Linked DNA regions of Homo sapiens: region 2 is linked to region 1. The links are chromatin contacts, found by Hi-C or POLR2A ChIA-PET in ENCODE. All regions are on one chromosome and are shown on one strand. The core of a region is the stretch at or near the end of the contact, and the rest is flanking DNA. Distances in the headings are between cores, read along the strand shown. Region 1 overlaps KIAA0319L (KIAA0319 like). Region 2 overlaps KIAA0319L (KIAA0319 like).

Region 1 (6,303 bases), core at 1,075-3,574:
TATTTAAAGGCAGATTGAAGGCAAATGATTAAGCTATGCACTTAAAAAAAAAAAAACAACTGTAACTAGGGGGTTACACTGCTGCATATGATGTACTCAGAATCTCCTGCTTCGCTTTTTCTCCCACCACCTTATGACTAAAAGACTCTGGAGAATGCTGTCAGCAAGGAGAGCACGCCTCCAAGCCACAGCTTGAAGGAGCCCACACCTCTCTATGTAATACTGTCTTTGTACTTCAAAAAGCACAGGTATTAAATTATAACAGATAAACTTTTGCCTATACATAAAAGTGGTTCTAAAAAGAAAGAATTGTTTTTCTAAAAAGAAAAGCACCTAGATATGATGTCGTGAATCTACCAATTCCCTGTGTAGCCCACTTGTAGATGGTATTGTTAAGAATCTGCAGTTGATTGCCATTTCTCATTGCAGTTATTACCGGCTGATAAATTATTTGCATTCAGCACAATCATACCAACCTCCCTTGGAAACCCACACAAAGAACCCTGAATCAGAGCACTATTTTGTTTTTTGGGAAGGTTTTTCCTTTCCTTTCCTTTTTTTTTTTTTTTTTCTGGCTTGTTTTGTTGTTTTTAAAGAGAAGGTCATTTAGAGGGCCGCAGCAGAAATATGTAAATTAAACAGAATTGTAGGCTTGGGAGGAAGTAAGGAAATAATATAGCTAGCCATGAAGTGTTATTTCAGCAGATATGGCCAATAGAGGAAAAGTTTATATCAATTTACCCATTGAAACTCTCTCTTTTTGGAGCATTATGTAAGCGCCATTAAAAAAAAAAAAAAAAAAAAAACTGCAGTGGGCTGAACTGGGACATGTGAGGACTCAATACAACCAAGCTTCAGATACTTAAATATCTCGAACCACTTTTTGCTTATAGCAAATAAAATGCAGAGCTACAGATGCTTTCTCATCTGTGTGTAAATGAAAGCAAAACTGTGTGAGTAGTTAGTATTCTTAGAATTTTTGAGAGCCAGTTTATTTAAATTAAATCAAAGCCAATCTGTATCTGTACAGAAATAATTTCTTAGGGCTCTTATTCTCTAGACTTACAGAGCTGTACAAACTCTTCCCTCTATCCCTCCCTCTAAGATAAAAAAAGTGAAAAGAGCTCTGTGGGTTAAAAGCCACTTCAAATGAATCTGGGAGGAGGAGGTTCAAAGGGATTAGAACATCCCATGTCTTACCAGCCTGCTATAAAACAGGGTTCAGCTATTCTCTGCCCCATTCTTTGTGTTCCCATAGCACATCTCGGAATTGATCATGCTTCTTTATGTTTCTACATCTCTCTCTGCCTCCATAGTGTGACCTCTCTAATGGCAGGAACTTGGTTTTATTTAGCCTGATATATTATTTGTTGACCTAAAATGCGTGTATCTATAGTATATATATAAAATACCTAGATATTAATTATCATTAATAATGTGAATTAAGCATCCTAGAGAAGGTACAAAAATGCAGTTAGGCCAGGCACAGTGGCTCACGCCTATAATTCCAGCACTTTGGGAGGCCGAGGCTGGCGGATTGCCTGAGGTTAGGAATTCAAAACCACCCTGGCCAATACAGTGAAACCCCATCTCTACTATAAATACAAAAATCAGCCAGGCATGGTGGCACGTACCTATAGTCCCAGCTACTCGGGAGGCTGAGGCAGGAGAATTGCTTGCAGCTGGGAGGTGGAGACTGCAGTGAGCTGAGATCATGCCACTGCACTCCAGCCTGGGCAACAGAGTGAAACTCTGTCTCAAAAAAAAAAAAAAAAAAAAAAAAAATGCAGTTAGCTTATTTTAAGGCACTGACTGAATGTGAGATAACACATATAAAGAGCCAGAGACCACAAATATTAGGAGAATGTAATCTAAGTCAACACCATAATGTGGCACTGACATTCGGGTAATTTCATATTGTTTGGTTTATTTATGGCAATCATGTGGCTTTTAATAGACTTCATTTTTCTGACGTGTTTTTACTTGTGTTTTTTTCTTATACCTCCATTTTCAAGTTAATTGTAAGTCACATTCTACTGACAGAAATGAAAATATGGGCAAATTGGTCAACACTCCTGACTGCCAAATTATCTAGTATAGACTATCTCTAACTGCACGGAAACTGGCGTTTCCTTATCCTCATCTGTATAATGGCAACATTTCTCTGCTGCTTCAAAAAATGGTATTAATTCTAGGCAGGGAAATAAGAACACCCAAATGTTCTTCAGTGTCTCTCTCTTTCTTTGACACACACACACTACCCACAGGGACACAGCAAAGCCCTGGAAACATATCGTACACATACGGCCTTTACTCTCCACCACTTCCTCTCCACTGACAGAGGCAGCCATGCTGCCAAGGTAGCAACCCCCACATGAAATACAAAAGAGTGGAGGCGAAACAGCTCAATCAAAACAGCTTGGGAACGGAAAGGAGGGTATGCTTGTCAGAGAAAGTCTCCAGGGATAGGCCAGAAAACTTTTGTTTCTGCCTTGAACATCCTGAGCAAATAACCCTGTTCCAGGTCTGCAGACCTCAGGTCAGGGGCCAACTCCTCCCTTTAACTTTTCACAGAAGGCGTAATAGGAAAACTCGCTGTTATTTGAAAAGTCCATTGTGAGAAATGTCAGAGTGCAGCTTATAAGCATACCCTGGGGAGCACAGCTGAGAGCAATTTTGAAAACCAAGCAGTTAGAAACTGATGAAGTAGAATGCACAGGTAGAAGACAGCTTGGCACTGCTTCAGCATATGGGGCTGCTTGCTTCAGGCCAGATGCCACAGACTGACCCAGCAGGATGCAGATTACTCAACTTTCTGAGATGGAAGCTGGCTCTTCAGCTTTTCTCTACAAGGCTGCTTCATTTATTCTGATTAAGATTCATTCACTGTAGCCACCCCACTTCCATAAGCCTCCAGCTGACTCTGGTTGCCCTCAGTTAAGGACAATAAACATTGAGCTGTATCAAAAACAAACAAACAAAAAACAGAGGAGCCATTTCTTAACAGGCAGGATGGCAGTCCTCTTGAAATGGTGAACTTGAATCTGAAATTAAGGCTACAGAAGTGAAACTGAATCAATGTTACCCCCCACTCCATCTCCCAGGTCTGGTAATATTAGTCATTCCCCTTATTACCTAAAAGTGAAAGAATTCATAAGCATACATTTATTTCAAACTCAAATGTGCTGCTGGATTAGAATCAAAACATAATGTTAAGCCAGTTGGAAGAAAGAGAGCATTCCTAAAAATCCTGTCATCTGCTGAGGGAGTTTAAAAAGGGGAACTGAAGTGAGATGCACTGGGCACCCATCTTTAGGGCAGAGTCTGCAGTGGGTAGAGTTCCAGATAGGCCTTGGCTGGCATTCCTCCCTGCTTCTGTTTCCCTTTGGACAGCGTCTGTGATGGCTAACTCACCATTCAGGGACATTCATAATTCTTTCTCTTCTTAGGGCATTTTATAGTTTCCTTTTGTGATTGGCCAGGGAAGTTCAAGATTTATATAATTGGTGCTTGCTTCATGCTAAGCATTGGAATGGTTCACCTAAGATCCTGAGTAACAAACCTGATGCCAAAAGGGCAGGAGCACCCTAATGCAGAAGACTTTCAAGTGCTGATGGGCTGGGTGTATCTAACGCCCATGAAATCACCACAGGAACACACTTCCAACTTGGGGGCAAAGGCTGCAGCTATAGCACTCTTTCCACATTTCCAAATAACCACTCTAACTGCTTATTCAGGAAATGTGGATTATTAAAGGTGAGAGAGACAGAGCACTGGATAGAAAGGAAAACTGGAGATATACCATCTTGTGGACAGGAACTTCACTTACATAATTCTTGGCAGAAGGTTATTCTATTAAGACCAGCTTGAGACATCAAATTGTCTAGTCTCCTACATTCCCAGGATTCTGCAAAGAAGACTAGGTCTCTATTGTCATGGCATTACCTTGGGACCCTAGGGAAGCCTCAAACTCCTTGAAGGGAATCTTGATGTCAGCAATGCCATCCCTCTCAAAGGGAATTTCTGTTCCCTAAGAATGGCAAAGGTATTAACAGACTGCAAGCTTCATGAGGGCAGAAACCGTATCTGTCTTGCTCACCAATGTATTAATTTTCCCTTTTTTTTTTCTTGAGACAGTCTCACTCTGTGGCCCGGGCTGGAGTGCAACAGCGTGATCATGGCTCACTGAAGCCTCGACTTCCTGGGCTCGAGCGATCCTCTTACCTCAGTCTCTCAAGTAGCTGGGACCACAGATGCACACTATCAAGCACAGCTAACTTTTTATTATTTTTTTGTTACAGGGTCTCACTATGTTGTCCAGACTGGTCTCAAACTTCTGGCCTCAAACGATCCACCTGCCTCGGCCTCCCAAACTGCTGGGATTACAAGCATGAGCCACTGCGCCTGGTCTTACCACTGCATTTCTAATGCCTAGGATAGCAGGCACCTGATAAATATGTTTTGAAGGAAGGAAGCACAGGACAAACTCTGCAAGCTACTTCTTTTTTTTTTTTTTCCTTTTTTTTTTTTTTTTTTGAGATGGAATCTAACTCTGTCACGCAGGCTGGAGTGCAATGGTGCAATCTCAGCTCACCGCAACCTCTCCCTCCTGGGTTCAAGTGATTCTTCTGCCTCAGCCTCCTGAGTAGCTGGGATAACAGACATGCACCACCACACCTGGCTAATTTTTGTATTTTTAGTAGAGACGGGGTTTCACCATGTTGGCCAGGCTGGTCTTGAATTCCTGACCTCAGGTGATCCACCCACCGCAGCCTCCCAAAGTGCTGGGATTATAGGTGTGAGCCACCGCGCCCAGCCTACAAACTACTTCTAACCCAAAACCCAAAAGTGTTGTTGAATCAGCCCCAGTCAAAACACTGTCCTGACCAAAGACAGAGCCAACCTGGCCTACCACAAGGCCTTGCCAAGCATGGGCACATATCAGTTTTGGGGGAAGTGAACTAGGGCAGAGAGCAAGGTGGAGTCGTGGCAGCAGAACAGAGTCCTCTTCCAGAGGAAATGTTTCCTTAGCTGGGGGAAGAAACAAGTGGCCCATCATGCTCCTCAGTGGCATATTACAATCACGGAAAATGCACAATACAATTCATTCTGTCATGGGCTTCAATTAGTCTCAGACCTGTAAAGCTATATGAATGGAGGCCTACTTTCCCCAATAATACAGAAGGCCCAGCTGCCTACCTCATACTTAATAATGTGCAGACAAAGCTCCCACTGGACAGAGGTTTAAGAAGCTAGCAGAGAACTCAACCCTCCTGCCTGCTGGGTCATCTGGCGGTTAGACAAGAATTTAACCATATTAAACTTTTACGTTATTGCTAACAATTGCTGAGTTTTATTTATGTACCTGGGAGTAGGCTAAGCCCTTTGCATGAATATTTTATTTAATACTCACAATCCTGTTAAGAGGTACTGTCATTTCCATTTTATAGATGAAGAACCTGATGGAAAGTATGTTTCAGTAACAGCACCCAGTACATTATAAAACCATGACTGAGACTTGTCTGACACCCAAGTCCATGCTCCACGCCCTTCGCCACTCTGTCTCCTATCTCTTGCTCAGCTGATGAAAAGGCAGGTAGTCAAGACCAATTCTTACAACCTCTCTCTGGAACTTATCCAGTACTATCTGGAGTCAAAAGTGGCTACAGGACCTTAACCATATGGGCTTTTCTTAGGAAAGCTGTTGGAAGAAGGATCAGAAAGAAAGTTCAAAAGGTAGGTCCTCAAATCAAGAGCTATCCATTCTGACCCAAACCCTTCACTACTGTTCATCTGAAAATAGGTGTGCACAGGGAAGAGCTGAGGCTTTAAAAAAATAAAAAAGTGTCCAAACACTAACCACACACATAGTTCTTGACTATGTTCCTGCCAGTTTCACACAATGCCTTGAATTAGAAGCTGTTCCAATTACTGAGATTTTAATAAAATCTCCAAAATAAGCCAAAAGGCTATGCTTCGGCCCTGCAATTGTTGTTTGTTTTTATAAACTCCTCTGCTGTTTTATTATTTCCTCCCTTAAGGAATTCCTGAGGAGAATAAATTTAAGATAGTTTTTAAATTGAGTTGGATTTACTGCCCAATTATGCTAATTTTCTCATCCCTCTTCATTTTGTCACACAAATGGGGAAGTAAGTTTATATTTGCACAGGTCTTCTAAAGGGCAAAAAGAACCCACCAAAATTATGGTTTTCCAAGATAGTAGGATTTAAGATGATTATCTTTCACTAAAGTGTTTAAGCAAGACACAGTGATTTAATTTCACTGAGAGAGAGACCAACTTTA
Region 2 (6,714 bases), core at 377-2,876, 40 kb before region 1:
GTGCAAAGTTTTATTTAGAAACTATTGCTTTAGACAGATTCCCAGAAGTAGAAGAACAGTGTGACTATTTTAAAGTTAGGCAGACAGATTTTCATTTATTAAAATAATTTGTTTTAAAGAAAACCTTGTTTATCATTTTCAAAAATTTATGTACTGTATTTTTAAGGAAACAGAAACAGGAGACATGGAACAAATTATTTTATTTGAGAAACTATGAAGTAGGCTGGGCGCAGTGGCTCACGCCTGTAATCCCAGCACTTTGGGAGGCCAAGGCAGGTGGATCACCTGAGGTCAGGAGTTCGAGACCAGCCTGGCCAACGTGATGAAACCCTGTCGCTACAAAAATACAAAAAATTAGCTGGGTATGATGATGGGTGCCTGTAATCCCAGCTACTTGGGAGGCTGAGGCAGGAGAATCACTAGAACCCAGGAGGCGGAGGTTGAAGTGAGCCGAGATTGCACCACTACACTCCAGCCTGGGAAATAAGTGCGAAACTCCCATCTCGGGAAAAAAAAAAAAGAAACTATGAAGTAATACTAAAAATTTTTAGGGGATAATAAAGGGTTGGATGGAATTTCCTTGAGCAATTTTTTCTGGCACTGGATAGAAATAATAAAAACTAAACCAATTCTGAACAAACCTGTTTCTTCTTCAAGAATTCTTATTCATAATGATGAAAGGTTTCAATTCATATTCTCTTTCTCCATCTCTCCAATTCTCTTCTCTTCTTCCTTCTCCCTTCCTCCCTGCCTCCACTCTGAGGCTACCCTCTCCAAATCAAGTAAGCCAGGCCCAGCAATTAATGTCATAATTAAAGATAACAAAAGAAAACTCTCATCACTATCTATTCCATTTTGAGTAGGAGTCTGTAACGCCACACACAGGATGTTCACACTTACCTGGTTACATAATCACAATCCATATAGGGGTCCTCCTTGGTAAGGAACATGCTATCCTAGTTTCTACTTAATATTAAACAACAGTTTATAAAAATTCAGCTTTCAATACATTTTGATTTGAGACACAATGGTATTGAAATAAAAACCCACCACTGTCATTAATAAAAATCCTACCAATGGAAAGGAATGTCTTCCTGCAGTGGCATTAGTCGGGTCTTCTTCCTGCATTAGTGGGGTCTAATGACACACCACATCCCAATTCTCAGCAACTAAAGCTGAGACTGGAGAATATGGCAGGGTTTATCTTTATAGAAATTAATTAAAAGTTAGTCTTCTGAGAGTCTCCTTAGAGAAACTAAGACCATCCACTAAATAGGAAAGAGAGGGATGACACCTGTGGTGTTAACAAGAGATGGTCAAGTTCTGCCAGTTAGTAAGGAGTTGTTAAGGGACCCACACCAAAATCCCCATCAACTCTTGCTTCGTAGGTGCTACAGACTGAATGTTTGTGTTCTCCCAAAATTCGTATGTTGAAATCTAGCTAACCCCCAAAGTGATGGTATTAGGAGGTAGGGCCTTTGGAAGGTAATTAGGTCATGAAGTTGGAGCCCTTGTGAATGGGATTAGTGCTCTTAGAAAACGGACCAGAGAGAGTTTGTCTTCCTCTTCCACCGTGTGAGAACATAGCTAGAATGCAGTGTCTATGCAGACTGGCCCCTCACTAGACACCAAATCAGCCAGCACCTTCAGCTGGGATTTCCCAGCCTCCAGAACAGTGAGAAATAAATTTCTGTTGTTTATAAACCACCCAGTTTATGGTATTGTTACAGCAGCCTCAATGAATTAAGACAATAAATTAGCTTACAAAGGAGCCAATAAACGCAATTTCAAACTCACTGCACATACTAAAAACTAGATAAGTAGATTAAAGAACCAGAACTATTAGATTAGAGGAGAAAATGGGTAGCTATGAAGGGAAAAAAAAATAAGGAAAGGGTGTTGTGGTCCAAGAACTAACACAACAAAAACAAGCAAACAAGTAAAAACAAGTAAAAAAAAAAAAAAACCCTGAAAAACAAACCCAAAACAACAACAACAAAACATGAAGGGAAACAGCACTGCTTAGGTTTCTGTCATCAGTTACGTAAGATTATCCCTCTGTGGCTGCCCACACCCCACACCTCTATCTTCTGATAAGAGGTAAGCTCAGGCTTTACATGGAGCCAGCACAAGAGTTCTCAGAAAAAGAAGGCAGCAGATGGCTATCTGGGTGCTTGGCTCATTTATCCTCTAAGTCATTTATTTGTTCCACAGAAAGCCACTGGCTTGCTAAGGGTCAAAATGCCGTGTGTGATTATTGACTGGAAACAGGGAGACGATGCTGTTAGAGAGAACAACACTTCAGTCTTCCTACAGTCAAACCTTACATGCAGGGATACCTAAGTGGACTTTCATTTCCTGCGCTCAAATAAAGCACTTTTTTCTCTGGCACATAGCAGGATTGGCAGCAATTAATTGTCAGAACTGCTTAAGCTGTACACATTCTTATAATGTACACAATTAATTGGCTGAACTGCTTATACTGTACACGTTCCAGGACCCAATCAACAAGCCTCTGTGCTCCTCCTGCCAACAATTCAGAGGTTCATGGTACAGAAAGGGTGCAATACTTAAACTAAGCAGGACAGGCTTCACCCTCTTTAAGTTGAGAAACGGGAATATATTGATGACATTCCTTTCTACTTTTGGAATTGCAAAAGGTCCACAATATCTGCCTTTGGATTCAATATATGTATATTTCCAAAAGAGTGAAAAATGCAGACTGACAATCCAAATGCCTTTGCAGCTCTGCAGGCAGGCAAGACAAAAGCAATTTATGATACAATTTCTCTCCACTTTGGATGCAGAGTTGCTTGACCTACCTTAGTGAAAACAGCACAAACTAGAAACTGGTGCTGCTCGCCAGTCATCCCTAATTAGAATGAGATCTGCAGTGCATACTTTTCTCTTCCCTTCCCTAGTGCATTAAGCAGAAGTTTGAACTCCCAAGTTCTCTCCCAAAAGAAATGCCAAGGCAATTCTCAATGCACAAGGCAATCTTACCACCTTTCCAGAGCTATACATGGCCTTCAGGGTAAGAAGCTAGCTCCTAAGCATGATATATAAGGTCAAATATAACTTATCTGGATCTGAAGATTTCACTTTGCCCCATTTTTTTTTTTTTAGCAATACTTGCAGTTCTCAATATGTAATGCCAAGCTTTGTAATGCCTCCGTGCAACACTGCATGCAGCAAAAGCCCACTCCCAGTCCTGGGGTTCATAGTTCAAATTCAATATTCCTCCCCTCATGTCTATCCACTCTCCACATTAGACCACAAAGGTCTTGAAATCCTACTCACCAGCAGCAATTTCTTGCCACTGCCCACTAATGGTAAACTAGAAGAAAGAATTCTCTATAGCCAACACATCCTCAGGATCTTCCTTCCAGCATACACCTGAATTCTGTAAGACCCAAGTTTGAATTTTCACCATCCTCCAGGAGACTGTCAGATCTAAATCTACCATTTTTCTAACTTATCCATTTCTAATTTCACGGGCCATAATTATCCTATAGTATGCTGGAGGTATTTTCTTTGCTGCTGCTTCCCAATGTCCTCTGCAAACCATTATTCTTCTACCTCCCTGTGAAAACCTCTTCTCCTTTGCCATCTTGCTGCCACTTCAACTCTCATTGCAGCTATCATCTCCCAATTTACTCGTCACTCTTCCTATTTTACTGGTGACTTTGACATCTGGCTTTCAAAAGTCCTCCTCATCCCAAGTCCTACCTGAACAGTAAGAAAGGACAGGCCAGTAAGAGGACAGGCCAGGCGTGGTGGCTCACGCCTGTAATACCAGCACTTTGGGAGGCCGAGGCAGGCAGATCACCTGAGGTCAGGAGTTTGAAACCAGCCTGACCAACATGGAGAAACCCTGTCTCTACTAAAAATACAAAAAATTAGCTGGGCGTGATGGCTCATGCCTGTAGTCCCAGCTACTCGGGAGGCTGAGGCAGACGAATTGCTTGAACCCGGGAGGTGGAGGTTGCAGTGAGCCAAGATCGCACCATTGCACTCTAGCCTGGGCAATAAGAGCAAAATTCCATCTCAAAAAAAAAAAAAAAAGAGGACTGAGTCCGTACAGAATCAGCCTGCTTAGGTTCAAGTCTTGGTTGTACCACATACCTAGCTGTGTTGCCTGAGTTTCCTCATTTATAAAACAGGAACGGGCAGGCACAGTGACTCATGCCTGTAGTCCCAGCACTTTGGGAGGCAGAGGCAGGCGGATCACGAGGTCAGGAGATCGAGACCACCCTGGCCAACATGGTGAAATGCCATCTCTACTAAAAATACAAAAAAAGTCGCTGGGTGTGCCACACCCCTGTGGTACCAGCTACTCTGGAGGCTGAGGTAGTAAAATCACTTGAACCCAGAGGCAGAGGTTGCAGTGAGCCAAGATCGCACCACTGCACTCCAGCCTGGTGACACAGTGAGACTCTGTCTCAAGAAAAAAAAAAAAAGAAAAAAAAAACAGGAACAGTAATAGTAATTCACAAGATTTGCTGTATAGATTAAGAGTTAATACACGTAAAGGGTTCTGAATGGTACCTGGCATATAGTAAATGCTCAGTAAACATCAGTTATTGCTGCTGTCATCATCATCATCATCATCATCATCATCATCATCATCACCATCACCATCATTAAAGACTACCTCAGTGTCCACATGGGTAACTCATTTAACACGTTCTTTGAGCTTGCTGGGTTCTTTGAGCTCCTTGCCTCCAATAAACTTCTTCTCCACTCTACCCCAGCAACCCTCTTCCACAGCTCACCCTAGATTCTGCCATCAGAACTTTACCACCTCCAAAATCTTAAATTCAAATATTACATACTCTGACCACCGCCTCCTATCCTTCCAGCACTCACAATTACCCATTCCTCTGACATCTGCTTCCCATCATGGTAACCACTAAATGCCAAACTTGTCTACTTCTGTAGCGCCTTGCTATCTTTGCCTCTTTTTATACTTTCTCATACTATCTCTCATCACTCTTTTTACAACAACCTCGATTTCCATACCTCATTTTCCTTCTGTACAAACTACCTAGCAAAGTTCCTATCTTGGATGAATCAAATTATCAGGCTTTTCTTGACAGAGTTGCTGAGAGCTACTGAGGAGAATCACACAACTTAAAGATCAGTACCACTGTTATAAATGCATGATCTCCATCTTCAAGGCTACCCAGCAATATTTCTATTTTCTTACCTAGTTTGCCATCTTCTATCCTTCACGATGGCTATTTTAGACCTTTACCCCACTCTCTAAACCTCTGATTTTCCTGTCTATTACCCACTCCCCCCAATCCCATCTACCTCTACCTCTGTTTCTACTATCCATAAATGATCTATCACACTTAAGAAAAAACAAGAAAGAGATGAGAACTACAACAATTTCCTTCTACCCAGTATATAAACCCACCCTAGCTGTGTCCTACCCAATCCTTTCTCTCTGTCACAATGAAGGAAGTATCCTGCTTAAGACTAATACTGTACTCTGTGCTCAGTATTCTAACCTTCCTGCCCTATAAGGCAGTGGTTCTGGTCCCTGGGCAGCAGCATTGGCACACTCCAGGAACTTTCTGGAAATGCAAATTCTCAGAACATACTCCAGACCTACCGAGTCAGAAACTATGGAGTTGGGGCCCGGCAATCTTTTTTATTTCCATCTCTTCAGAGCAAGAAACAAAGACCAATTTATTTTTAACAAGGCCTTCAAGTGAGTCTGATGCATGCTAAAGTTTGAGAACCACAGCTCTAAGGGATTATTCATTATTTATCCCTTTTCCTGTCTTTAATCTCCTTTTTTAGTACAATGGTTCTCTTGCCTGAAAAGCCTCCTATTTTACCAGGCCATATACAGTTGGCCCTTAAACAACACAGGCTTGAACTGCGCAGGTTCATTTATATGTGAATTTTCTCGTGCCTCTGCCGCCTGAGACAGCAAGACCAACTACTCCTCTTCCTCAGCCTACTCAACGTGAAGACAATAAGGATGCCTATAAGATGATCCACTTCCACTTAATGAATACTAAGTATATTTTCCCTTGTGATTTTCTTTTTTTTTTTTTTTTGAGACAGAGTCTTGCTGTGTCGCCCAGGCTGGAGTGCAGTGGTGCAATCTCGGCTCACTGCAACTTCCACCTCCTGGGTTCAAGCGATTCTCATGCCTCAGCCTCCCAAGTAGCTGGGATTACAGGTGTGCACCACCTCACCTCGCTAATTTTTGTATTTTTAGTAGAGGCGGGGTTTCACCATGTTGGCCAGGCTGGTCTTGAACTCCTGACCTCAATTGATACACCTGCCTCAGCCTACCCCAGTGCTGACATTACAGGCATAAGCTGCCGTGCCCAGCCCCTTATGATTTTCTTCCCTTTTTTTTTTTGAGACAGAGTCTTACTCTGTTGCCCAGGCTGGAGTGCAGTGGCGCAATCTTCGCTCACTGCAAGCTCCACCTCCCAGGTTCACGACATTCTCCTCCCTCAGCCTCCCGAGTAGCTGGGACTACAGGCGCCTGCCACCACGCCCGGCTAACTTTTTGTATTTTTAGTAGAGACAAGGTTTCACCGTGTTATCCAGAATGGTCTCGATCTCCTGACCTTGTGATCCGCCCGCCTTGGCCTCCCAAAGTGCTGGGATTACAGGCATAAGCCATCACACCCAGCCAATTTTCTTAACATTTTATCTAGTTTAAGAATACAGTATATAATGCAT

The links. A loop is a pair of places that touch in the nucleus more often than their neighbours do. ChIA-PET counts read pairs that join two places held with the same protein, here RNA polymerase II (POLR2A). Pooled maps may share reads with other maps.
Region 2: a map of heart left ventricle shows a loop between it and region 1 (2.3-fold over the local background). The contact joins two enhancer-like sites. A Hi-C loop is called at or near these places in 13 of 168 maps with a recorded cell type or tissue (CD4-positive, alpha-beta T cell, CD4-positive, alpha-beta memory T cell, CD8-positive, alpha-beta T cell and 7 more), 29 of 37 single-sample maps with no recorded cell type and 17 of 50 pooled maps. POLR2A ChIA-PET finds 5 or more read pairs at or near these places in 24 of 52 experiments (AG04449, BJ, CD4-positive, alpha-beta T cell and 19 more).

What each region holds. Positions count from the first base shown.
Region 1 is chr1:35,536,832-35,543,134 of GRCh38, forward strand. The region is part of intron 2 of KIAA0319L (KIAA0319 like); the gene reads right to left. Among named protein-coding and RNA genes, the nearest start is that of KIAA0319L, 17 kb to the right of the region's middle. RefSeq lists enhancers at 3,118-3,167, 3,218-3,307. Within about 2 kb of position 2,325, at least 9 of the 41 ENCODE cell types and tissues checked have a DNase peak (open chromatin) inside an H3K27ac peak, as active enhancers do; they include CD4-positive, alpha-beta T cell, where a contact is called at or near this core.
Region 2 is chr1:35,497,830-35,504,543 of GRCh38, forward strand. All of the region lies in intron 3 of KIAA0319L (KIAA0319 like), which reads right to left. Among named protein-coding and RNA genes, the nearest start is that of KIAA0319L, 56 kb to the right of the region's middle. RefSeq lists an enhancer at 1,999-2,293. Within about 2 kb of position 1,627, at least 2 of the 41 ENCODE cell types and tissues checked have a DNase peak (open chromatin) inside an H3K27ac peak, as active enhancers do; they include CD4-positive, alpha-beta T cell, where a contact is called at or near this core.